Linked DNA regions of Homo sapiens: regions 1, 2, 3, 4 and 6 are each linked to region 5. A link is a loop called in an ENCODE intact Hi-C map of the cell type or tissue named here. Cell type or tissue: gastrocnemius medialis. All regions are shown on one strand.

The links. Peaks named below come from ENCODE experiments on the same cell type or tissue, not always from the same donor. Only the 100,000 strongest peaks of a DNase experiment are listed, where the experiment ranks them.
Region 1: a loop joins it to region 5, with 2.2 times the contacts of the local background. A loop is called at or near these places in 7 of 110 quality-filtered maps.
Region 2: it touches region 5 in a loop (4-fold over the local background); 36 of 110 quality-filtered maps call a loop at or near these places.
Region 3: a loop joins it to region 5, with 2.3 times the contacts of the local background. A loop is called at or near these places in 35 of 110 quality-filtered maps.
Region 4: a loop joins it to region 5, with 2.0 times the contacts of the local background. A loop is called at or near these places in 48 of 110 quality-filtered maps.
Region 6: it touches region 5 in a loop (7-fold over the local background); 93 of 110 quality-filtered maps call a loop at or near these places.

The regions. Positions count from the first base shown.
Region 1 is chr6:108,697,071-108,701,070 of GRCh38, reverse strand. No RefSeq gene overlaps it. Among named protein-coding and RNA genes, the nearest start is that of LINC00222, 53 kb to the left of the region's middle. RefSeq lists enhancers at 1,263-2,069, 1,297-2,496. In gastrocnemius medialis, no CTCF peak of the experiment used is centred here; a DNase peak (open chromatin) is centred at 1,566; H3K27ac peaks cover 2,129 bases.
Region 2 is chr6:108,895,886-108,899,885 of GRCh38, reverse strand. ARMC2 (armadillo repeat containing 2) reads right to left here. Exons shown (of 18, transcript NM_032131.6): 7 at 94-192. Among named protein-coding and RNA genes, the nearest start is that of ARMC2-AS1, 26 kb to the left of the region's middle. RefSeq lists an enhancer at 1,701-2,900. In gastrocnemius medialis, no CTCF peak of the experiment used is centred here; a DNase peak (open chromatin) is centred at 2,305; H3K27ac peaks cover 2,712 bases.
Region 3 is chr6:109,071,271-109,075,270 of GRCh38, reverse strand. The region is part of intron 1 of SESN1 (sestrin 1); the gene reads left to right. Among named protein-coding and RNA genes, the nearest start is that of SESN1, 22 kb to the left of the region's middle. In gastrocnemius medialis, a CTCF peak has its summit at 1,701 (motif pointing right); a DNase peak (open chromatin) is centred at 1,739; H3K27ac peaks cover 4,000 bases.
Region 4 is chr6:108,833,616-108,837,615 of GRCh38, reverse strand. No RefSeq gene overlaps it. Among named protein-coding and RNA genes, the nearest start is that of ARMC2, 13 kb to the left of the region's middle. In gastrocnemius medialis, a CTCF peak has its summit at 2,185 (motif pointing right); a DNase peak (open chromatin) is centred at 2,215; H3K27ac peaks cover 1,297 bases.
Region 5 is chr6:108,780,864-108,784,863 of GRCh38, reverse strand. No RefSeq gene overlaps it. Among named protein-coding and RNA genes, the nearest start is that of LINC00222, 31 kb to the right of the region's middle. RefSeq lists an enhancer at 2,449-2,498. In gastrocnemius medialis, a CTCF peak has its summit at 2,378 (motif pointing right); a DNase peak (open chromatin) is centred at 2,343; H3K4me3 peaks cover 1,005 bases; H3K27ac peaks cover 1,132 bases.
Region 6 is chr6:108,540,357-108,544,356 of GRCh38, reverse strand. No RefSeq gene overlaps it. Among named protein-coding and RNA genes, the nearest start is that of FOXO3, 19 kb to the left of the region's middle. In gastrocnemius medialis, a CTCF peak has its summit at 2,162 (motif pointing left); a DNase peak (open chromatin) is centred at 2,126; H3K27ac peaks cover 2,707 bases.

The DNA.
Region 1 (4,000 bases), 84 kb after region 5:
CAAAATAAATACAGGCTATGGCTATTCCTTAACTTAATTCAGGGTTCAGGAGTATATACGAAGATCTTACATGGTTCTCACCTATTGGTTCCTACATTTGAGAGGCAGCCTCAGGAGTGTTATAGGAGGGAAAAGGAGAGATAAAAAACAGGAGAGGTTCCTTGGCTTATAGATGCATGGGTAGGCATAAGTTTAATCCAACAATAATGAGGTTCCCCTAAGGCTGGTATCTAGACCTTTCTGGAGAAATGCTGTAAATTGATAAATATGAGATGTCATTAGTCAGGTGTCCTGTTTTCACTCTTCCCTGGGAGGGAGCAGGTTCTGTTTCAGGTACATCCCAGGTCTCAACTTCCCCCACCTGCCCCCTCCAGAAACCCTGAGGCCAGATGGCCTTAGGTTGATTATGAAGTCAATGATGCCTCACCACCCTTACGGTCAGAAGGACACCTCCACGGAGCACAGGGGCCTTCTGCTCATCAAAATCTCTACTCAGTAACAGTGCTAAATATCAATTATTTAGCTCTTAGTGTGAATTGACTGTATGTCATTTTACTTACATACATCTGCATTTTATATCTTACCTTTACTCTGGAATGAAAAGTTTGTGCCCCCAAGAAAGCCAAGAGACAGCAATAAGAAGGGGAGAGAGCCAGTGCACAGCCATCGTGTCCTAGGTCAAAAGTCCCATCCCCACTTCCAGTTCTCATAAGGTATGTGGCTTTGGGTAATTTATTTTCCCTCTCTTGTCCTCAAAACCCTAATTACAGGGTCTCTGAAGTCTCTTCCAGTCCTAAAAGCTGTTCCACCGATGGTGGTTTTAGTTGGAGGATCTGAAGGGGCCCAGAAATAACACGAGGGCAGATACAGTCAGCCCATACCCTAGCTGACCCAGACAACTCTGAACACCCACCAGTGTGCCTCACCCCCAGCCCCAAGTGAGGCCCCCTTCACCCCACCTTCAGGGCAGGGCCTCACCTGAGCCAGGCTGCGAGGGTGGTGGTATCCCAGGCCCCAGTCCAGCCTCACTGTACAGCCCCCTCCTCTACCCTCCCAATCCCATTTCCTGTCTAGCAGATTTATAGTGCAGTTCAAAGAAGGAAGGACGATATAACAGCTTTCCTGCTCCCTCCCTCTCCCAACTGATTTAGTCTAACTGGCTCAGTGCCAAGCATTTTGCTCTCCACAGCCTCTCATATGTAAAAATACCCCAGGCCCCAGCCCTCCTGCCAGGAACATGGCGTCAGCTTCCAAACCCACCGGTCAGGCCTTCACTGGTGGGCGGGAAGGAGGCTGCCCTGTGAGGCGCTGGAGTCTAATTAAGTGCTGAGGAAGCAAACCATGGGCTTTAATTTTAGCTCTGAAAATAGCAAGGGCCTAGGACTCCTCTCTCTGGCCTGAGCTGTGATGAGAGTTGCCTCCCTCTGCCTGCTCGGTGGGGAGGAGAAGAAAGGATTCAGAGGGTGACGACAGCGGGAGGCCAAGGAGCCAGGAAGCAAGTGGGAGGAACGGGCTTCAGGGAGAAGGGGACGCAAGGCCAAGCCTGGGTCCATGGGACATGCCACACCCGCCACATCTGCTTTATCCCTACTTCGCATCCTAGCCCGAGTCTAGAGTGCATGGACACTCAGGAGTTCCGAGTTGCGCCAAAAATACCTCCAGAGCCCCGTGTGGCTAAGAATGCTAAGCTCTGGCCAACGTTGAGGTAATTCCCTGGGAAGATAATAGAATATGCATCACAGTTCCATACACTAACAGCCTCTGAGGCAATGAGGGTGAGGAAAAGCATTGACAAATGGACAGGTGATCATCAAAACTGCTGCGAACCCACCGAATGGCTCACTGGCCCAGCTGGATGTCACACGGGCTCCTGGCATCCTCCTGCCCACCTCCCTGTGTGGAAGGAGAGAAGTCAGCCTGCCCAAGGCAACAGGCAAGGACACAACAAATCAAGGGGCAAGATGGGAGAGGGTGCTCATGCCCAGGGGGTGGAACGTGGAGGGGGCCATTGGCTTTGCCCGTTGGGTCACTTGTCAGTCACTCACCGTGTCCTAGCTCTTCTCACACTATATTATCATTACCGTCCCCCTCCCACATTAGACCAGGGGGCATAAGCTGCATCCTTGGGACAGGGGCTTTATGTTATCCCCTCCCTTCCCCACTCCCCAGCACATTCTGGGCATTTACTTGGCTGAAATGCTTTTGTTTCTTTGCAGCCTCCCCTTTGTAACAGCCGGCACCCAATTTGCTTTATATGGTCATGAGCCCTCTTACCTGCAGCATCAAATGGGAGGCATGAAGCCACGATAAAGAACAAGCAAAGTGAGCTCCGTGAACGGGCTTTCCCAGGCTGCCTTCTGCACACATGAGCCTACCCAGAGGGGACACAGAACAGGGATGAGGCCTCTTGCATCTGTGGGGGCTATGAAGACAAATGTTATGTGTACCTAAAACTAAACCAGCACTCACTGCTTCCAGGAAGAGTTGGAATAAAAAGGAAGGAGAAACTCACCGGAAATGAAACTCAAAGGCCAGGAGTGAGGGCGGTTACCCGCCACACTCCTGTGAGAGCCTACCCATCATGGCGAAGCTGGAGAGTGGGCAGATCCTTTCCCAGAGCCCCTCCAAGTCACCTTGGAGATACCATCAGACTTCCCTCTTTTCTTCAGATTTCTTCAACCACTCCACAGACATATTTAAAGCACCTGCCACAGCTGTCTGGTAGGCACAATGTGGAAATAGCCAACCACCTGGGGTGCTGGAGGGGAGACCACCGAGGGCTGAGGGGGACAGGGCTGACCCTGGGGGTCACGGAAGCCTCTGCCTCTAGAGGGGGTGGAGGTTACTGGGGCCTGCTCCAGGTAGAGCTACCTCTCCCTCTCCCTCTTCTCAGCCTGGCATCTCTACCCCCCATGGGTGCTGTCACTCTGAGCACCTCTCACTCTCCAGAGTGCCCCTGGCACCCTGGTCTCCCTGCTTTTTGGCTCTCAGGAGTCTGCTCAGGGCCCAGCTGGCCCTAACACAGCGCGTTTCTCTCAGCAGAGTCTGAAGCCAGAATACAGGCGACATGTAAGAATAATGCCAAGGACAGGAGAGGATGGGGCGGCCGAGGAGAAGCACCACGTTACCCTCAAGCCCTACCCTGTGGGCAGCTGTCCCCACCCCGGCTGTGCTTGTGGAGATATCTCCGTGTGGCCAAACCACAAGGCCCCCATTTGGAGGATCCCATTTTCTAACCACCTTGGCCCAACATCAATAACAACATTGCCCCATAAGAAGCCGCGAGGCATTTCCTCAGGGAACCACCAGCGCCAGGGCTCAAAGACCAAGTCCAGACACTAGGAACTCCCCTCAGGAGTGTAAAACCGAGTTCAGAAATAAGAAAAACAAAGTTTCCAGCCCAAGTCTCCTCCATGGGAGACACCCTCAGCGCCCCTCCTCACAGCTGCTAGGCCTCCTCCTCGGGCCGGCCCCTCATTAGGAACTAACAGTCCCAGCCATGCCAGCCTCCAGGCCTCCTTGTTAACTCCTTGGTTTCCCTTAGTGCTGCCAGGAGAAAATTAGGCCTCAGAAATCCTGAGCAGTACTGAGAGGCAGAGAGCACCTACCACAGATGGTTAATGGTGTGTACATTCTATGGTTTCTCTTAATAAACCAAATTAATAATAATTGCTGCCATTTATAGAGTGCCTCTTATGCTTTACCCACTTGCATTATGAACTCTTCTGCAGCCTCTCATGTTTGCAACAACACTAGAAGGTAGGAATTTCTTCGCCTATCCTATAAATGAGAGCATGGAGGCTGTGTAGCTGGCAAGCAGATGTGTGGTTTAAACTCAGCTCTGTTCTGTTTTTCGCCCACCTTATTACTTACTTTGAGCAAAACTGGATTCTAAAATGTGCAGATTAAAGAGCTGACCACTACCCTTGCATCGTCCATCTGCAGAAGTTTTACATCTTTTTCTTTTCCTTTTTTTTTTTTGAGATGGAGTCTCACTCTG
Region 2 (4,000 bases), 120 kb before region 5:
AAATATCAGGGCAATGGGGAACACATAAATAACTACAGGTATTTTTTAAAAAAAAAACAAAAACGGTTTTTTGTTTGTTTGTTTGTGTTTTACCCTTTTCTAATTCACGCAAAATCGGTACAATCCTTGTATTCCAAAAGACTTCGTCTACTTCTATTTCTGCGTCCTCTTCTTGCAGGTCAGCTTTTGGGACTGCAAAAGAAATCCAGAGCAGGAGAAAAAGCTATGAAAAAGGAGTTGTCATGAAGCATGGTCAAAAGCCTTTACTATTCATCACTACAATTAATAAACTAGAGAATTAAATTACCCTTTGCTCTCCAAGCCTGACTATTTCTCATTAGAACTACAGGTCTTCTAATCAAATTACCCCAAATTAAACTCAGACTGGATAATGTAAAAAATCAGAACTTTAAAATGTGATCTGGTCACTTCATAAAGTAGTAAGCTTTGTAAATACTGATGACTGTCAGTAAGGCAAACAGTTTTGAGTACATTTTTACTTAAACTTATCCCTCTGTAATGTAGAATAGGTAACTATAGATATATAAAGAATAAGGATTTTAAAAATGTGTAATGAAAAATTTTCTAAAAGGGAGACCTAAAATGGACATTTTCTATAGAAATAAAATGTCTACACTAACATGGGGCCAGTAGCATTAATGCCAAGTGATTTTGTGTGGTGTAGCAGAAAAGCCTGGGCCTTCGGGGCTGACAAATCTCAATTCAAATCCCAACTCCACTATGGACATGGTGAGTGATGGGGTCCAGTTTCTTATCCTTCCTGAGTCTCTGTTTCCTCATCAGCAAAACAGAATATTTGCCTTCAAGGGTATAAGAATTAAAAGACATGGTATAGGTAAAGCTCTGAGCTCAGTGCCAAGCCTTTAGCAATATACAGTATATAATTAATTTCATTTCCCTGATTAAACAAGTATACAAACATGTTATCACCCCTGCAGTATCTCATGCCTGTGTGATACTACCAAGCCATCAAGAGTAGATGCTGCCTGTGAATATGGGTTGTAGGGAATAGCAACCATTGACTGTGTACTCTAGATGCAGGAGGCCTCCATTTCATTTTTGCAGTAACACTATGAGGAGGTTCCCAAACTGTCTCCATTTTGCAAGTGAAGAAAGTGGAGCCCAGGTGTATTAAGTTATCTGCCTGGGGTCATATAACTCCCCAGCCTCTGCATTTGACCTCAAAGCTATGCTGACTTGCAGCAAACTAGCCGACTAAAGGGTAACACTGGGGGGAAATGTAACTCATATTAGAAACTGCAAATTATGATTATATTTCACACAGGCAGTATCTCAAGATCTAAAACACTGACTGTAGCTAGAGGTGGCTTTGCTGTGCTGAGGCATTACTGAATAGTCCTGAGATGTATTCCTCAGTCTCTCTTCTCTGAAGACCACCCCTTAAGTCCTTTATCCGGCACTTGGTCTACATCAAGTCAGGGAGTCCATGCCCTCTCGGGGCAGGGTGGACCTGGTACCAATTAAGTGTCCACACAGAAGATGCCTGGACCCTAAAAATGTCACACAAAGAGTTAGAAATCAGGAAGGATCGGAAGGTGAGAGGTTGGAAGAGAGAGAGAGAGAAGAGACAGAGAAAGACAGAGAGACAGAGACAGACAGAGGAGCAAACGGGTATATGGCCCATGTATTTTCAGGTTACTTTGCACAAAGGACAAGTTGAGCAGGGGGCCTATCAATAGCACAGGTTTGGAGTCACCATCTGGGTTTGAATCCTAGCTCTGCCACCTACTAGCTCGTTGACTATGGGCAAATTGCTTTACCTCTCTTCTGTAAAATGGGGTAACAATGGTTATCTCTAAATATTGGGATTAGGATTATTAATTTCTTTTATGCGCTCTTCTGTATTTTCCAATGCCTCTAATGCATTCTTATTATTCTTGAAGAGAAAAATATATACAACACATATTGAATGTGTGTAATACCTTAGTAAATATCCATATTAATATTTTTTAATATTAATATGGATTAAAATAAAATTCTCTGCATCAAGAAATCCAATAAAGTCCCTTGATGATTATCTGTGAAAATAGCAGAGAAATCCATAGATAACACATAATGGCATATATTTAAGAATTCATTTGAATTCAGAGATGTATTTGAATTCTGACATGAATCCTCAAACCATCAAATGGTGCTGATGTCACCCAGGAGAAGCAGGGACGCTGTGCAATCTACCTATCCCACCCAACACACAGGCCTTCCCATTATACTACATGCTAGAAATGGCCACTCCCAGTTGCAGCAAGTCCAGGCTTGCCTTTTATCAACCCTTCCCACTGCCAAGAGCAGCTGAGCCACACAGGGCATCCAAGATCACCTAAGCAGCAAAAGTAAATAGAGGTTGTCAACAAAGCTATTATTAAACATTTGCAGTGCAGTAAATAGCCTTAATAGCAAGGTTTCAGATAATCTATCTAACCCAATGCAAGACTTCACCATCAGATACTAAATTGAATTGTCTTTAGGACAAATTAGTCCACATCAGTACAGATTCACAATCCCTTATCCAAAACCTTTGGAATCAGATGTGGTGTGGGATGCAGGAACATATGGATTTTAGAAAGTCAATATGGTATACACATTGCATATTACGTACCACCCCTGTAGGGTCTTCTGCGGCAGCACCCTGTAGCAAAATATATGAATATTCACAAAACCAAGACTCTAACTGACTTCCCATCAGGCTCAGGGATTCTGGAACTACAGATAGTTTGTAGACTACCATCTCAATCTTTTGGGTCATTGTTTTTATGAATCTGCCTTAACTTTGATAATTTATGGATATGGATTCTAAAAGTAAACATGAATATTCAAGTAATACAAAAAACATACTTGCTCATATTTGTGGATAACTAACCTATTCAAAGTCCAAAGTATATAAAAAATAAAATAAAATCAACATTATCAAGGTAAGTGAAAGCCAGAAAATAAGTCAGGCGAGTTATTTAATTGATACATATTTATAACACACTTAAATTTACTAGAAACCAGACTTTGAGTCCAATAAGTTCAAGTCTGCATTTTTTACCTCCTATGCAATATGCTGCTTAATAGAGAACTTCTATGAGAAACCATGACTATCAACCTGTTTTTCAGGACAAATAAAATGGATAACTTATTCACCCCAGAAAGAGCTGAATTATAGGGGTGAATCAGAAATCACAGAACAATTTATTTAACCCTTACGGGCCCTTCTGAATGTTTCTGAGATTTGCTTCTTCTCAGAACCAAAGTTACTCAGTCACTGGTATGAGGGTTTCCTTCCAACCCTCTCCCAGGAATTTCAAAGGGCACAGTTGTGTCTGGCTACAGCCTTTCCACCTCTTCATTCACGCTGGGCCTCCTCCTGCCTCCATTTTATACACAATCCCTGAGTTACTCTAGAAAATGAAGCATGGAATCATATAATTGCTTTTTAAGATACACACAAACACACAAATAATAATAAGGTTGTTTCAATCTTGGGCAACAATCTAATATTTTAGAAAGCACTTTCATCTAGGTTCACAGTTTGCTAAATATAAACATTATGATTCAACAGGAAATTGGGTAAGTCAAGCAAAAATTTCAGCATGTTTTTGAAGATTTTGCTGTCTCAGTGGTTATAGTTGTTAACCACAGCTTTGAGTTCTGGACACAAAAACCTGACACAATGTTTGGATTGGCTGATGTTTTTAGCACGTAAATGTAAAATCCTTAGCAACTATGCTGGCTCAGAAATTAGTATATCTAAGATTTTCCTGAGTAAAGAAATTCCCAATGACACAGAAGTCATTTTATTGATAAAAAACTAAATTTTGAAGATAAGAATTTTTAAAATCTACTATTTAGTATTGTAAAATCTCATGGGTACAAAAATATATGAAGAATATAACAGACATCAGTGTACCCCACACTAGTTTGGTCAGATATTAACATTTTGCCATATTTTTATCCTTTCCCTTATTTTAAAGAAATG
Region 3 (4,000 bases), 290 kb before region 5:
GGAACCATTACCCTAACAACCTATCTCCTGAAGCTAGGAGTTAGGAAAAGAGTCCTTCCTGCATACTATGAAGAGAGCTGTGATTTAGGGTATATGCTTAGAAACCTGATTAATGTCAGAATAGAGTGTGCTTCAGCTAGTGATAGTATGAGTCCAGTCTCGACTTCTTCCTACCTTTGCAACCATTCTCCAGATAAAGGAGCCTCACACCAGCCTGAACAATAGATGCTCTACCCCAGTGCCTGCCCCCTCACTAGGTGGGGCTCACCATGCCTCAGTGGGAGAGGCCTGCCTGGCTCTAGCAGCTTCTTCATCTTCCTCGTTCTTCCTTTCCTCCATGACTCTTGTCAACCATTATTCCTATGCAACTTTAGGAAATGTTTTACTTCCCATTCTTGGTACTAAAAGCAAAACAGCATTTGTCCAAAAGGTAGGAAATGGCAGTCAGCTTTCTTTTCATCATTTGATACTTCTCTAGTGAGCTGTGAGTCAAATCTCTTCTGTGTCTATGATTTGAGGGGAAAGAGAATTAAAAGCAAATCCCAAAACTTTAATGAGCATTGTCAAATGAATAAGGAGTGAGATTAAATATTAAGCAAACCCAAATTTTATTCAGATCACCCAAAGTCAAGTTGGTGTACTTTACTATCAATTTTGTGTTATTTATAAGGAACAGATGAAATAATTTTGTCTTTTTTCACTTTATAAACCATAATTCTTATGTATTTTGGCTATTGTAGAGCTACCCACAAATGATTACATAATTTATAGCAATTTATTTTAAAAATTTAACCCACTGAATACAATGTTGAGATGAGAGCTTTTCAATGACAGAGAAAGCTCTTGATTTTAGTAGAGAAACAAATTATCAATATTTATAATTTTCTCATTTCATTTTTAGCATCTTGGCCAAATGTTTTATTAAAATTAAACTATTTTTAATGTATATTTTAAATCTAGAAGGTATATACATATATACACACATATATACAGTTATGTGTTGCTTAATGACAGATATATTCTGAGAAATGCATTGTTAGGCAATTACATAATTGTGCAAACATCATAGAATGTACTTACACAAACATAGATGGTATAGCCTACTACATATCTAGGCTATTGCTCTTAGGCTACAAACCTCGATAGCACATTACTGTAATGAATAGGCAATTGTAACACAATGGTATTTGTGTTATCTAAACATAGAAAAGGCACAGTAAAAATGTTGCATGATAATTTTATGGGATGACCATAGTATATATGGTCCATTGTTGACCAAAATGTTATTATGTGACACGTGACTGTATGTCCCAATACTAATAGCGGTTATCTCTCTTGGCAGTGGTTTATGCTTTTCTTAATTTTTCCAAGATTTCTATAATGAGTTAATCTATTATAATGAGACCAAACACATGTCATTAAAAAGAAAATAAGTCAAAACACCACTTTCTATTCATAGAAGAGTGGCTTTTAAGGTAAGTAGAACTTCAGTAAACTGTACTCTCTGAAATGTCTCTTCTAATATGGTATATACCAACTTTTAAAGCTGAGATTTTTATTTAGAAATAACTTTCTTTCAAACACCTTGGCTGTTAATGAAGAATATTTTTTCCTAATGAGTTTTGCATTTGTGGGTTTTTTCCCCTTTGTGTTTACACTGAATAAAAATTTACTCCTAATTCTCAGCTTTTAGCTTTTATGAGCGCTAGATGGCACTCTTGCTCAACCAAAATCTAGTTTGTTGCCCATATTTTGGTGCTGTGGGTCTTAGGAGAAGACGGGTTTGCAATGTCACAACACTTATGTTTTTAAAGGGGGGTTGGGGAAAAGAGACCAAAGTTTCCAAGTTTAAATAGCCGAGCTTAACTGATTTAGTGTTTCCATCTATTGAGAAAATAACCATATAATAACAACGATAACAGTCATTCATTTCACAAATATTTTTTGAGCACCTACCATCTTTAGTACTGTTCTAGGTACTCATATGCACTAAAGGGAAAAATAGATAAAAATCACTACCCTCGTAGAGCTTACATTCAAATGCTTGGATTTTTTTTTGCAGGTGCCACTTTAAACTCTGTACATGCATTCACCCATTTAATAGGAGGCTGAGACACAAAGAGGTTATCTAATTTGCCCCTGTTCACCTAGCTAGTGCAGATGGCAGAGCAAGGATTCAAACTCAGACATTTGGTCTCCAGAGTTTATTTTGTTAATTTCAATACTATACTGCCTCTTGAAACTAAAAAAACAAACAAAAAAACACTTTATTTTTTATTCTATTGAATGCAAATAATAAAAATTTACCTATTTATAATTTTTTCTAAATCTGCTTAATTCAAATATCTTTGCCATTTTATTAAAAAAAAAATTGACTAGATAAAATGTCTGTATTTTTTGGTGATTCCGTAGTCAACTATCGTGTTGCCTTAGCTCTCTTTCAAGTCACAAACACAGCTGGCCTTAAGTATTTATTTAAGCATCTTTATATTCCTGTTTACTTTAAACTCCTTGAATTAGCCATGCAATAATTTGGGTATGTTGTATTAAGAGCTCTACCACATTATGGTTCAGTCATTGTATAATTAAACATGAGGCATCAAGAATCAAAAGTTACTGTTTTACTTGCCTGCTCTCTCCATTGTGTCATTTTACATTTTAGTAGTACTGTGTTTTGTTTATTAAAAAAAGTAAAATCAACAATATACTATGAAGCTGAAAAATGATACAGAAGCCTAAATCATTTCTTAGTCTAGAGATGCATTTCATGGTTTTTAGAGGGCAGAAGGAACAAATTTACCTTTCTCTAAAAACATGCGACTTGGGGAAATTATATGTGACTTAGGGAAATTATGCTTGTGTTTCTCAAGGACTGGAGTTATATTCAACAACATACTTGTTGTAAACTACTGACTATAGAAGGGAAATCACCCACTATACAATAAAAATATTTATGGCTAATTCACACATAGATAACCTATCATTGAAACTTGCCTTTCAGGAAGCTGAAATAATTAATTCTTAACAGCTAGCTAGGTCCTTTTTCTTTTTTGCTGCAGAACTGTGTTAGAGGATAAAGCTGTATTTTTGAAATGCTAATAATTAAGAGTTAACTGTGTTTTAATTAAATTAAGTAATTAGTAAAAGAGGATCACTCCCTTCACCAGGGAGAAGAAAGTTTTCAGAGCAGAGATTTATTTTGGAAGATGCTACAATGTAAGCATTCTCAAATTGAGGATTATTGCTATTTTAGGTGTCTGAACCCCTTAAGCTGCATGCAAAACTGTGTACTCACTTGCATTTTTCTTGGGAGAGAGCCCGTGTTTTATCAGATTTTCAAAGAGATTGTGATCTTAAAAGATTAAGAACCATTGCTAAAACGAGAGTGACCTGCTGCATGTTAAACTTATTTTCCTTAAACTTTAGAGAAAAATTGAAGTGATTGAAACTGGGGAGTTTTAAACCAACAAAGGGAAATTTTTGTTGACTAAATGTTAGCTCGTGCCTCTGAGTCTGCTGAGTGAGTACAAGACACATTCTTGCAGTGTGTCTGGTGAATATTTGTACTTGAGTTTCTTATGATGCTGGTCTTAAACTGGCAGGCCCTCACCTGGCAGTTTACAGGTTAAAAGTTTAAGTCTGGCTTCCAGAATATGAAAACACAGGGAGCTCAGCTGAGCACAGCAGAGTTGCAGCCCTCATGTAACATGAACAGGAAATACATATTAACACAGAAATTGATCCTAGACTGCCGGGGTCCATATCCCGATTCTGCCTGTCTAACCTCGAGGAAGTTACTTACCATCTCTGAGCTTCAGTTTATCATCAGCAAAATGAAGATAAAAGGACCTTCATCTCTTTAAGGTACTTAGCATTGTGCCTGTCTTAGAACTTAGTATGGTAAAAAAAAAAAAAAAGAAACAAAAACTATCTTTGTATATGCCTTAGTTATCTAAAATAGCACCTCTTCTTACCCTCTAGATCCTTATCTTGATTTATT
Region 4 (4,000 bases), 53 kb before region 5:
AAAAGGGATCTTGAGTTCTCTTCTTTTGGCTCCTCCTTTTCTCTCTCTTTTCCTTGTTCCTTCCTGCCTTCCTGTCTGCCTTCCTGTCTCCTTTTTCTGTTTCTCTGTTTCTTCTTTCTTTCTCCCCTCCCCCAGTCCTCTCCTCCCCTCTCCCTGCCCTTCCTTAACCACAAATGTAACCAACCCCAAACCACTGACTTGCTGTTCTGCTCATTCATCCTTACGGGTTTTCTTGGTTACATAAGCTCTCCAGTTTTGGCATATTTGGGAATCATTTATTTCATTATATAGTAAGACCTCGGTGGCCCAAGGGACATTTTTTTCCTGCCCCTTCCCAGTTCCATTTACGTGAGGCCCCAGTGAGATTTCTGAAAGAAAATGATAGACGGCCCCAGGACTGATGTTCCGGCCTCGGGAGACCTGACACAGAAGGTTTCTGTTCTGGGGAATACGCATCAGTGTTGGAGGAGACCTTTTAACAAATTGTAAACTTTTCATCTCTTTATTAAGATGGAATTAACATAACATAAAATTAACCATTTTAAAGTACACAGTTCTGTGGCATTTTGTACATTCACAATGCTGTAAAACCACTATCCCTATTTAGTTCCGAAACACTTTCATCACCCCTAAAGGACTCATTAAGCAGCCATTTCCAATTTCTCCTTCCCCTCAGCCCCTGGCAAGCATTAACCTGCTTTCTGTCTGCCTGGATTTACCTATTCTGAACATTCTGTATAAATGGAATCATATAATACATGGCCTTTCGGGTCTGGCTTCTTTTATTAGGTATAATGTTTTCAAGGCTTATCCATGTTACAGCATGTATCAGTACTCCCTTTGTCTTTTTAGGGCTGAGTAATGCTCTTTTCCACAGATATACCACATTTTGTTTATCCATTCATCAGCTGATGGAGCATTCAGATTGTTTCACCTTTTAGCTATTATGAATAGTGCTGCTATTTGTGTACAGGTTTTTGTGTAGACAAAGTTTTTATTCCATCCAAGAGTTACTGGGTCATATAGTAATTCTGTTTAAAATTCTGAGGAACCATCAAACTGTCTTCCACAGTTGCTGCACCATTTTACATTCCCATCAGCAGTGTATGAAGATTCCAATTTCTACCCATTCTAGCTAATACTTGCTATTGTCTGTGTTTTTAATTATAGTCCTAGTCCTTCTAGTGAGTGTTAAGTATTTCAAGGTGGTTTCAGTTTGCATTTCACTAGTGACTATTAATATTGAGTATCTTTTTTTTTTTTTTTTTTTTTTTGAGACCAGGTCTCCGTGTGTTGCTCAGGCTGGAATGTAGTGGTGAGATCATAGTTTACTCCAGGCTTGAACTCCTAGGCTCAAGTGATCCTCCTGCCTCAGCTCCTGAGTAACTGGGACCACAGGAACATACCACCATGTCCAGCTCTGGGCATCTTTTCAAGTGTGTGTTGGTCATTTGCGTATCTTCTTGGAAAAATATCAATTCGAGTCCTTTGGCCATTTTTAAATTGGGTTGTCTTTTTGTTGGGGAGTCATAGACTTCTTAAATATTCTGGATATTAGATCCTTTCGTATATGGTTTGTAAATGTTTTCTCCCATTCTGTAGTTTTTCTTTTTATTTTCTTGATAGTGTCCTTAGATGCACAAAAGAGTTTTTAATTTTGATGAAGTCTAATGTATCTCTTTTTTTCCATGTGTTGCTTGTGCTTTTGGCATCTTATCTAAGAATCCATTGCCAAATCCATGGTTGTGAAGATTTTCTCCTGTTTGTTCTAAGTTTTAGCTCTTACATTTAAGTCTTTGATTCATTTTGAGTTAATTTGTATGTATGGTGTGGTTAGTGGCCAAACATCATTCTCTTGCATGTGGTTATCCAGTTGTCCCAGCTGTTGAAGAGGGAAAAAACTTTTTTGAGGCAACAATATGTTATATCACTTAAATGTCCTTCAATGATGCAGGGCCAGGGTTGCCGGAGTGGAGATTTTTGGGAAAAGGGGCAGTAAGATCCTGAGGGTGTGAGCTGATAAGACAGTGGTTGCTGTGATGTTCTGAAGAAACAAAGCCCACTGCTCTTCTGCCAGCAGCCACCTGAGGCATGGCAGGAGAGTGGGGACAGTGATGAGAGGAGAGGTGGCTCTTGGCAGCAACAAGGTCAAACTGTGCTGAGGCAGCAGCAATGGTGTCTGTGGCCACCAGGGGGCAGAGCAGAGGTGGGTACCAAGCAGGAGTACATTAAATGGCCACCACGGTGCCCCATGTAGGCAGAGGGCCCTCTGCTAGGAGAAGAAAAGGACTTAAAGGACATGGGTTTCAGCATTTCCATTGTTGGGTGCTTGAAGCCAAAAATTATTTTTGTTACTTTTTTCTTGTCCTCCCCGGGGATGGCACGGCCTGGAAAAGCAAAAATTACGATTAATTTCCCTTTTCAAAATGCAGTTCAGAAAAGAACATTCTGTTTTTCAGGACCCTGGCTTTCTGTGAGAAAGCCTATCCTAGCATTCAAAATTAAGTTATGTTTGCCAAAATGTAAATTTCTTTCAATCGCTATTTGTTTTAAAGTCACTGCTTATATTTGTGGCAGATAAAATAATAGGGAAAAGGAGGAATAATTTATCTAAAAAATAGCAATTCTATTTTTGGGAAGGGATGTCACAGAGAACTGCTATAGTTCTGTAATATTAATCTATGTCAGATTTTTCAAATGTCAAGAATACAGTTTACATTTACTGCCACAAATTTGGTGAACATTCTTCATTATGCACTAAGCAGAAAATTTGAAAGTAAATGTTCAGCAATGCTCAGACAAATGAAGAAATCCCCTCCCCCAGGCCATCTTTTGACATAACTAGGACAATCCAATATAATAACCCTCTAAAAGGATTAATTCTGCCTAAAACCAGCTCCTGAAGAAACCACATGGCACTTTCTGAAACGTTCTTGATAATGTTCACATCTTTATCACAGTTACAACCCATGAGCCTGGTGCTCACTCAGTGTCTTTGAAGATTCTATGACAATGCTGAATGAGGGCATCTTTACAATCACAAGAAACCATCAATAACATTAAAATCTACAGAATAAAACAGCGTAAGTTTCCATTTTGCTTCTATTAAATATTAGAAAATACCCATTGCTGGTGATGGTGTAGTGGAACTCGTCCACACCTACATTGCCAATAGCAATGCAAAGCCATTAGAAATATTTATATGATTTAGTGATTTGCATTATCCAAAAGAAGAATAATCTTTTACACCTGTTTAATACAAAATTAATATAAGAGCATTTGCAAGCCAGAAGCCTCTTAACCATCTAGTGAGGGTGGTAGTGGTTAGGTAAAATATACTGTAACCATTTAATGCATATAAGGGTAAAGTAGAGGCATTGAGATATACAAATGACACAATGTTCAGAGGCACAAATAGTTCTGTTGAGGCAGGGGGAGAAGCAGAATTTTAAGTGCAGTTTTTCCTTCTGTTATTTAAAGTATCATTCATAGTTGCCATAATATTTTTTGTTTGATAAAAATGTTAAATTAATTGCAGGGTAGGTACATTACCTTTTGGTTATATGTAAGAGGATACAAAGTTAAGCATACATAGCATTTCATGTTTTAAAATTTTTTTTTATTTCAGTAGTTTTTAGAGTACAAGTGGTTTTTGGTTACATGGATGAATTGTATAGTGGTGAAGTCTGAGATTTTGGCGCACCCATCACGTCACCTGAGTAGTGTACGTTCTACCCAATATATCATTTTTTTTAATTATTTTATTTTTTGAGACAGAGTCTCGCTCAGTCGCCCAGGCTGGAGTGCAGTGGCGCGATCTCGGCTCACTGCAAGTTCCGCCTCCCGGGTTCACGCCATTCTCCTGCCTCAGCCTCCCGAGTAGCTGGGACTACAGGCGCCCACCACCACGCCCGGCTAATTTTTTGTATTTTTAGTAGAGACGGTTTCACCGTGTTAGCCAGGATGGTCTCGATCTCCTGACCTCGTGATCCACCCGCCT
Region 5 (4,000 bases):
CCAAAGATTACTATCCAAAATGTACAACTAGTTCCTACAAATAAGCAAGAAAAAGAGCAACAACCGAACATCAAAAAAGCTTAAGGATGTTAACAAGCAATCGGCAAAAGAGGACATTTAATGGTCTATAGACGCATGAAAATGTGCTCGCCTTTATTAGTAGTCAAGGAGATGCAAATTAAAACAAATAGATACTATTTCATGCCTATTAGAGTGGGAATTTCTTGAAAAAACTCTGACAATACCAAAAGTTGATGAGAATGGAGAAATGGATACTTACATCCACTGCTAGTGGGCATGTAAAAATGACAGACCCACTGTAGAGAGCGATTTGGCAACACCTGGTAAAGTTAATGCATAACCTATGACCAAAAATTCTGCCACTATATGTCTAGAAGTTCCCAAGAGACACGTGGGTCCAAGGAGATATGAACAAAAGCACATTCTTTCAGCACTCTGGGTAATAGCTTAAAAGTGGAAACAAGCTACCTGACCTTCAGGAGCAAAATGGGCAAATCAAATGTGGATTATTCATGCAATGCAATGCTGCACAGCCATTAAAATGAGTGAACTAGATCCTTATCACCTACATGGATACATCTAAAATGTGTAATGATAAACTAGAAAGATGCAACATAAATATTTATACAATATAATTTACATAAAATGTAAAGTACATGAAACGATAGTATATATAATTTACTAATATACGTTAAAGATACTCAGATCTTCCTGGTTATGGTTCACATATATGAAGGGGGGAGAGAGAGGCCTCCTAAACCAGGTGTCCGAATATTACAACATCTAGAAAGACTCTTGAACTTACACTTCATAAAAGATAAAAGGAGTGTTTTTTTAAAGAGCAACTGAGCTACTAATGAGAATTTGGCACTATTTATGTTTTTATGTATAAAGAACCCTAAAGGACATTCGATGGATTCTGGTATCGGTTGCCAGTTCTTCTTCACTTAGGAACTGATGCTACTAACCCTTAGTTGGTGGGGCTAAGAGAACAGTTCTGGCCTAGCTCCTGTCTCCTACAGGTCCTTCAGGAGCAAAATGGGCAAACAAAATGTGGATTATACATAGAGTGCAACACTGGGTTATTCTCCCTCACCCAGCCTACTAGTCTGCCCAGAAAATCCCCATCCTGCTTCTGTTGGATTCTTTCCTGTGTTTCCTTTGCCACTTGCTGAAAGTACAGTACCATTCTAGCATCCCAAGTTTTACTTGCTGATTTCTGTTGAAGACTCTACAGCCCAACTCTGCCTTTCTGATGGGTCTGGAAGGCAGTGTGCCTATTCAGTACATGTGCCTATTCAGGGGAGATGCCTCCCTGGACAGGGTTAGCTTTTCTCTAGGTGCTACAATGCTGGGCAGAGGACCTTAAATCTCCTTTGGTTTGGAGTGACAGAACCATAATCCTTCCTGAGCTCCTTTTTTAAACACTCATACATACACACATGCTTTCATATACATGCACATGTACACACACTCAGACAAAAAAATGCACACACAAATACCTACACCACTCCCTTCTCTGCAACAGGAGTCGGGACTGCTTGGTTACTCTAAATCCAGTATCGTATAGGTGTTGTGTGGCAGATCTGATTTTATAATGGAAGACAATGGGAATAATAGGATTTGCTATTCACGAACACATAGATCTCAAATATCAAAGGACAACTGTATGATACCATTGGAACCATTATAACACAGTAGCCGTCTCCCACTTGCCAAGCTCAAAGCATATAACTTTTCTTTTTCACGTTGGGAGCAGAGGTGATTGAATTATACTCCTCAGTTCTTATCCCATTACCGTGACTGTATGTGAGGTCCCTCTCTAGTTTTACAACTGTGCTTCCTTTTATATTCCCCTTTGTGTCTGATTCCACTTTCATTTCCCTTGCCCCCACCCACAGGCATCTGCTGGAATGGGTTTGATATTTGCCCAATTGTTATTTATCCTGTTGCTTTTCTACTGGGACGGCACGGCAAGAGGATGTTTATCTCTGATTCATTATGCTGATTCATTTTTGTTAAGCAGCCACACAATTTCAGGTATAGTGCTGGAGTGGATCCCACTGTGGAACCTAGCAGCCAAACTGAACTGAACATCTGTTTAATTTAAATGGTGGGTCCTGGGGTGTCAGTTCCATTATTTTGTTTGTATTACAAAACTTGGCTTACAAGATCACACTCTTGTTTAAAAAAAAAAAAAAGTGTCCTTTAAATTGGGAAAATGCTCATCTGTCCTGAATGAGTTAAGAGTGCTTCTGCCTGCAAGCAGAGTGTGCGGTGACTCACTGTCCCATGAAGACGCCTTCCCTTCTACCTTAAGACTGCGTCTGTCCCGCAGAACGCCACGTGCGGGCGTCCCTGGAACCTGGCCCATAGGTGGCAGTCTCCCTTCATCGTTCCCGGACTACGAACCTCCGAAGGGCAGCCTGAGAAAGCAGTTGCTTTTGCTTTTTCTTCGGGTTTCCTAATATTTAATGTTCCCTCCACTCACCTTCCCCCTCCATCCCACAGAGAGTGTAGAGATTGCATCCCTGGAGGCTAGCAAACGACAAAAGAAACTTCGTCTGGAACCAGTCAAAGTCGGGAGACCTGCGTTGTGCCGACTCTCGATGCGATTGTTTTGGAATTTTGCTGAAGCTCTCTTGCAGAATTGCTCTGTAAATGGCAAGAAGAAATGCCTTTCACTATAAACAGAAAATAAAGCTTTCACAAGTTGTCATATTTTTAAAAAGCAATCATGCGGATGCAAGTTTTTATCCCCTCTGTTTAGTCTTGCCTCCCCTCCTTGCCAACACACCCCCACAGAATTTGGGATGAATCTTTGCGAGTGAAGTAAAAGTAGGCATTCTCTCCAACATGTGCCCCTCCCCCAGCCCTTCACAGAGCCTATTCAACAAGATATCGAACAGTCATAGGCAGAGACGAGTGTGCGTGTGCATATGAGTGTGCATGTGTGTGCGCGTGTGTGTGTGCGAGTGTGTGTGTATGCAGAGAATACTAGATGGAGAGTCAAAGGGAAACCAAGAGATCCAGAAAAGGGGCACCACCTTCTCACCTTCCTTCCACCCCACTCCTCCTCACCCAAGGAGGGAAGCCAGGTAGAGCGCTCACCCAGCCCCAGGCCCTTTTGGGCGAGCCTGCCCAGTGGGTTTCTAATCAGCCAACACTTTGGGCCGGCCTCCACTGTTTATGGAGCCAAAGGGACTTTAAATCATTAGCCGGTGTCAAAATGCTTGAGGAATGTGCTTGCCTAGGAAGCCACATGGAGTGGTTCATCAGCATTTGTAAAAACCGCCTTGGCAAAAAGATGTTGAACCCAGCACTGGGGGCGGATTGTGTGTATTTCAGTTGAATTAGCAAACAGAATACCTTTTAAATCTTAGCAACACCTGGTTCTGAAAAGGACACCCACTAAAGAAAGGGCTGCCTTGTCTGTGCTGGAAGAGGCTTTCCCTGGCTCAAGGTGCTTCTCCTCTCCAGATCAGAGACCTCATTAGATGCTTGGTCCCTCTTCCTTCCTAAGATGTGCAGAGGCCCGGGAGATTTTCACCTGGACTTTGGGACACAGCCAACACAGGATGTCCTGAGTTACAGCAAGCATTTCTGAATGGAGGTAGCCATTGGTCAGCCTGCTCTAAAGAAGGCCAAGTTCATGTTCCCCCCAAAGGACTAGACCCCGGGGTAGGTGGGGGTTTAGGGGCAGGGGTGAAGAGGGTGTGGGAGGTGGTGAAGGGGAGGGGGTAGAGGAGGGGGTGGGTGGAGAGGGCAGGCATGGAGTGGGTGGAGGGCGCCTGGCAGAAGCCTGGTTCAAGCACGAGCAGAGCCTCCCTGGCCACGGCAGGTGGGCCCCTGACACACAGAAGTCTTCTTCAGAACAGACTTATTGCCTTAGCTGTTTGGCCACTCTCCTGCACACACCTGGAATCACTGGGCATGTCTCTGAGGAACTAAAGCTGATCTCTCCTTGGTAGGCTGACCT
Region 6 (4,000 bases), 240 kb after region 5:
TAGTTCTGCCTTCCTTGACCTATAACTGTTGTCACAGGAAAGATTCACATTGGAGAAAAATATCCCTTTTAAAAAAGAGATGAGCTATATAATAAAGCTTAATATTTATTCTGAGTTTTATAACCACCACCATCACCCTATTCTAATCTTGCATAGCTTAAAAAAATTGAATAGTTGCTGAAAAGGGATTCACCTCAGGGATGAGACCCAAGGTTGGAGCATCTTTCTCCTGAAGGGATGAAGTTTCACAACAATCTTGGGAGGTGAAACTGGGTCTTGTCAATGGAGGCCTCAGTGGTATTTGCACCATTGTTTTGCCTGAGTGAACCCTACAGTTAACCAGGGTGGATTGGTCCACTTTGCAACCTGAGCCACATGTTATCCTAATACTGCTAATACCCCTGGCTACTGCTGTACTTGCTAGAATCATCTGCAGATGCTGTTTGACATCTCTCCACAGGGGTCCCTGTGGATCATCATTAATCCCTTTGCTGTGGGCTCCCCACTCCTGCTGCTACCAGCTGCCATTGTCCCCTGGATCTTTGCAAAATGGCCAGTGTCAGGGCACCCCTGTGTGCATTCAGCCACATGGCGGGAGGCAGCAAGTTGTGCTGCAAGCCAGCAGCTGGGCTGTGCATTGGACTGTAGCCTTCTTCAGGCTTCCAGTGTACTTCTAGAAGGTGCCTCCGCCAGTGCCTCCCTTGTTGCAAAGTTGTTTTGACCAATGACATGCCTTCACTTTCATTCTGTTCCTTAGGTTCCTTTCCTTTGAACCACCAAACTTTCTCCAAGTGCTCATTCCAGAAAACATTGCTGTTGAAGAAGGGCGTGTTTTCAGGTCAGGTTTTCTGGTTTTCTGGTTTTCCCAAGGGCCAGTCTGAGGCTGTCCCTGACTGCACCTGGAGAACCAGATCCCTTGACTCCCATTCGAGGCCTGAGCACTCTGCCGCCTGCTCCAAGGGCTTTCATCATAGTAACTGTAGCATCTCCTACCGTTTGTTTTTAATCTTACCTCCTATCTGCCATGTGTAAGATATTTGGAGGGACAGTATGGGAACAGAAAGACCTTTGGTGAAGTCTCAAGAATTTTCTGATTAAAATGAAAACATACATTGACTCCAGTTACATGGCTCATCTCACGGCTTAATATGCCAAGAAATAACCATGATATTTGTAAAACAGGATGAAGTTACCCACTAGAAGGAGAAAGAAGCCAAAACTGGTCAACCAGCTGGCCTGAGACAGTGCCTACTCGGCATGCTTCTAGTATGGTGAGGCACCTCTCAGCCTGTGGACTCCACCTCTCCTTAGTGCAGAGACTCAGATATCCTCAGAAAAGGGTGAAATTCAACACGAAGAATGAGGAGGAAACATCTCTAACTTCCACACATGGTATATATACCAAGTCTATTCAGGTCAGAATGAGTGCTTCCACATCATCTCTGCTAAGGGACAGGCATCACTCTCATTTGCAGGTGGGAGAGCGAGGCTGGAGGGTCAGACTTGGTTAGAGCAAGGCTGAAATCTCACCTACAGCTCCTGGCTCCAAATCTGTCCCTCCCAGAACCATTCTTACCAAGAAAATATCTTTCTCCGTTGACTCTGGTACCTGTCATGGGGCAACTTTTTCTGGTGAGTGTAACTCAGTGGGTGTCATTGTCTTACTTAGCTAAAGAATGACATCAGGATTGGAAGCATGTTTAGAGATCACCCCAAGGTTCACAGCTACCACAGTACCAGGGCACTTCATGTGTTCCTTGTGGGTGGTGGTGGTCAGACACACATGGTGCACTGATGCCATTCTTCCTAGAAAAACATCTGTCATCTGTGGCACACAGGGCACTTTGCTCATTTTATCTCTCAGCGGACTTATCACAGTGAGGCAGGTCACAACCAGAACCCCTATTTTGCAGATGCAGAAAGAAAAGGCAGAGGGAAGGAGAAGCAGAAACACACTGTCCCTTCCTATGGGTACATTCACTATCAAATTACACAGCATCTACTTGCTTTGGCCAGCACCTGGTATTGCTTTACAGAGAGTTATGGAAAACAAAAAGTATTTCTGTACATAGTCACTTACCCAGAAAAGCAAGCTGGCCAGGTGCTGGCTGGTTGTGGTTTCTTTAAGTTGGAGCAGAAGGGCTTTGCCTGAATTTCCTGATCTCCTCCCGCCATCTGGTGGCTGTGAGCTGAGCATACATGCAAATTTCAATCTTCATTTCCTGTACTCCTTACTTCAAACTCCCATGCTCCGTGATCTTCTGAGGTTTGATGAGGGAAGGAGGAAAGGGAGAAAGGTGAAGATAAAGGGAGAGGGGAGAGAGGAAAGGGAAAAGAGAGAAGGAGGGAGAGGGAGGAGAAAGAGGAGGAAAAGGAGGAGAGAAAATGTAAAAGGCATGTACCTGTGGCTTTCATTGTATGTTCTTCCTTAGGTCCCCTCACCCTCCATTCAGCTACAGAGAACCGTCAGCGTGTGGTGGAGACAAGCCATTCAGTTGCATTGACATTTTGTGGAGTGCCTATACTGGCTGTTGGACACTGCGCTAAGGGTTGGTCTGCAAAGTGGGCACTTAAAAGATCCACTGCTCTAGAGTAGTTTATCAACATTCATTTTAGACGGTATTTTATTATCGTGAAAAGCAAGGTACTGTTTCAACACACAGCAGTCTTTCACAGGGCACTTTTTCATTTTGATAAAGTCCAATTAATCAGTTTTTCCTTGTATGGGTTGTGTTTTAAATGTCAAGTCTAAGAACTCTTTGCCTAGTCATAGATCCTGAATATATTCTTCTATTTTTTCCTCAACAATTACACTTTACATTTAAGTATGTGATTGATTTTTAAGTTAAATTCTGTATGAGATATGAGTTCCAGGTAGAGATTTGTTTACTTTTTGTTGATAGCTATGTTTATCCAGTTGTCCCAGCACCACTTGTTGAAAAGCCTATCCTTCTCCTATTGAACTGCTTTTACAACTTTCTAAAAATCAGTTGGACATATCTGTGTAGGTCTATTTTCCAGTTCTCTATTCTGCTCCATTAATCTCTGTGACCATCCCTTCACCAAAACCACACAGTCTTGATTACTATAGTTATAAGTCTTAAAATTGGGTAGAGTGATTACTCTCACTTTATTTTTATTTTTCAATAGTTTTACCTTTTTTAGCTTTTTGTTTGCTTTTCTATATAATTTTTATTTTTCTTTTAAGATGGCATCTTGCTCTGTTACTCAGGCTGAAGTACAGCTTCATGATTATAGCTCAGCGCAGCCTCAAACACCCAGGCTCAAGTGATCCTCCTCCCTCAGCCTCCCGAGGAGCTGGGACTGCAGGCATGTGCCAATATGGTAGACTAATTTTAAAAAAAAATTTTGTAGAGATGGGGGTCTTACTAAGTTGTCCAAGCTAGTCTCAAACTCCTGGCTTCAAATGATCCTCCCACCTTGGCCTCCCAACTATGTAAATTTTATAATAATCTTGTCCAGATATATAAACAATCTTGCTGGGATTTTGATAGGAATTGCATTAATTTTATATATCAATTTTGGAATTGTCATCTCTGCTATATTGAGTCTTCTATTCTATTTTTTAAATTATTTTATTTTATTTTTTGAGGCAAGGACTTGTTCTGTTGCCCAGGCTGGAGTGCAGTGGCACAATAACAGCTCACTGCAGCCTTGACCTCCCAGGCTCGAGGAATCCTCCTACCTCAGCCTCCAGAGCAGCTGGGAATACAGGCACATGCCACCATGCCCAGCTAATTTAAAAAATATATTTTTTTTTGTAGAAATGGAGGTCTCTGTATGTTGTGCAGGCTGGTCTTGAACTCCTGGGCTCAAGTGATCCTCCTGCCTCAGCTCCCCATAGTACTGAGATTACAGGATTACAGATGCCCAGCCAAGTCTTCTAATCTATAAATATAAGTATGTCTTTCCATTCATTTAGATCTTTTATGATTAGTATTTTATAGTTTTCAGCATACGAATCATGTACATGTTTTGT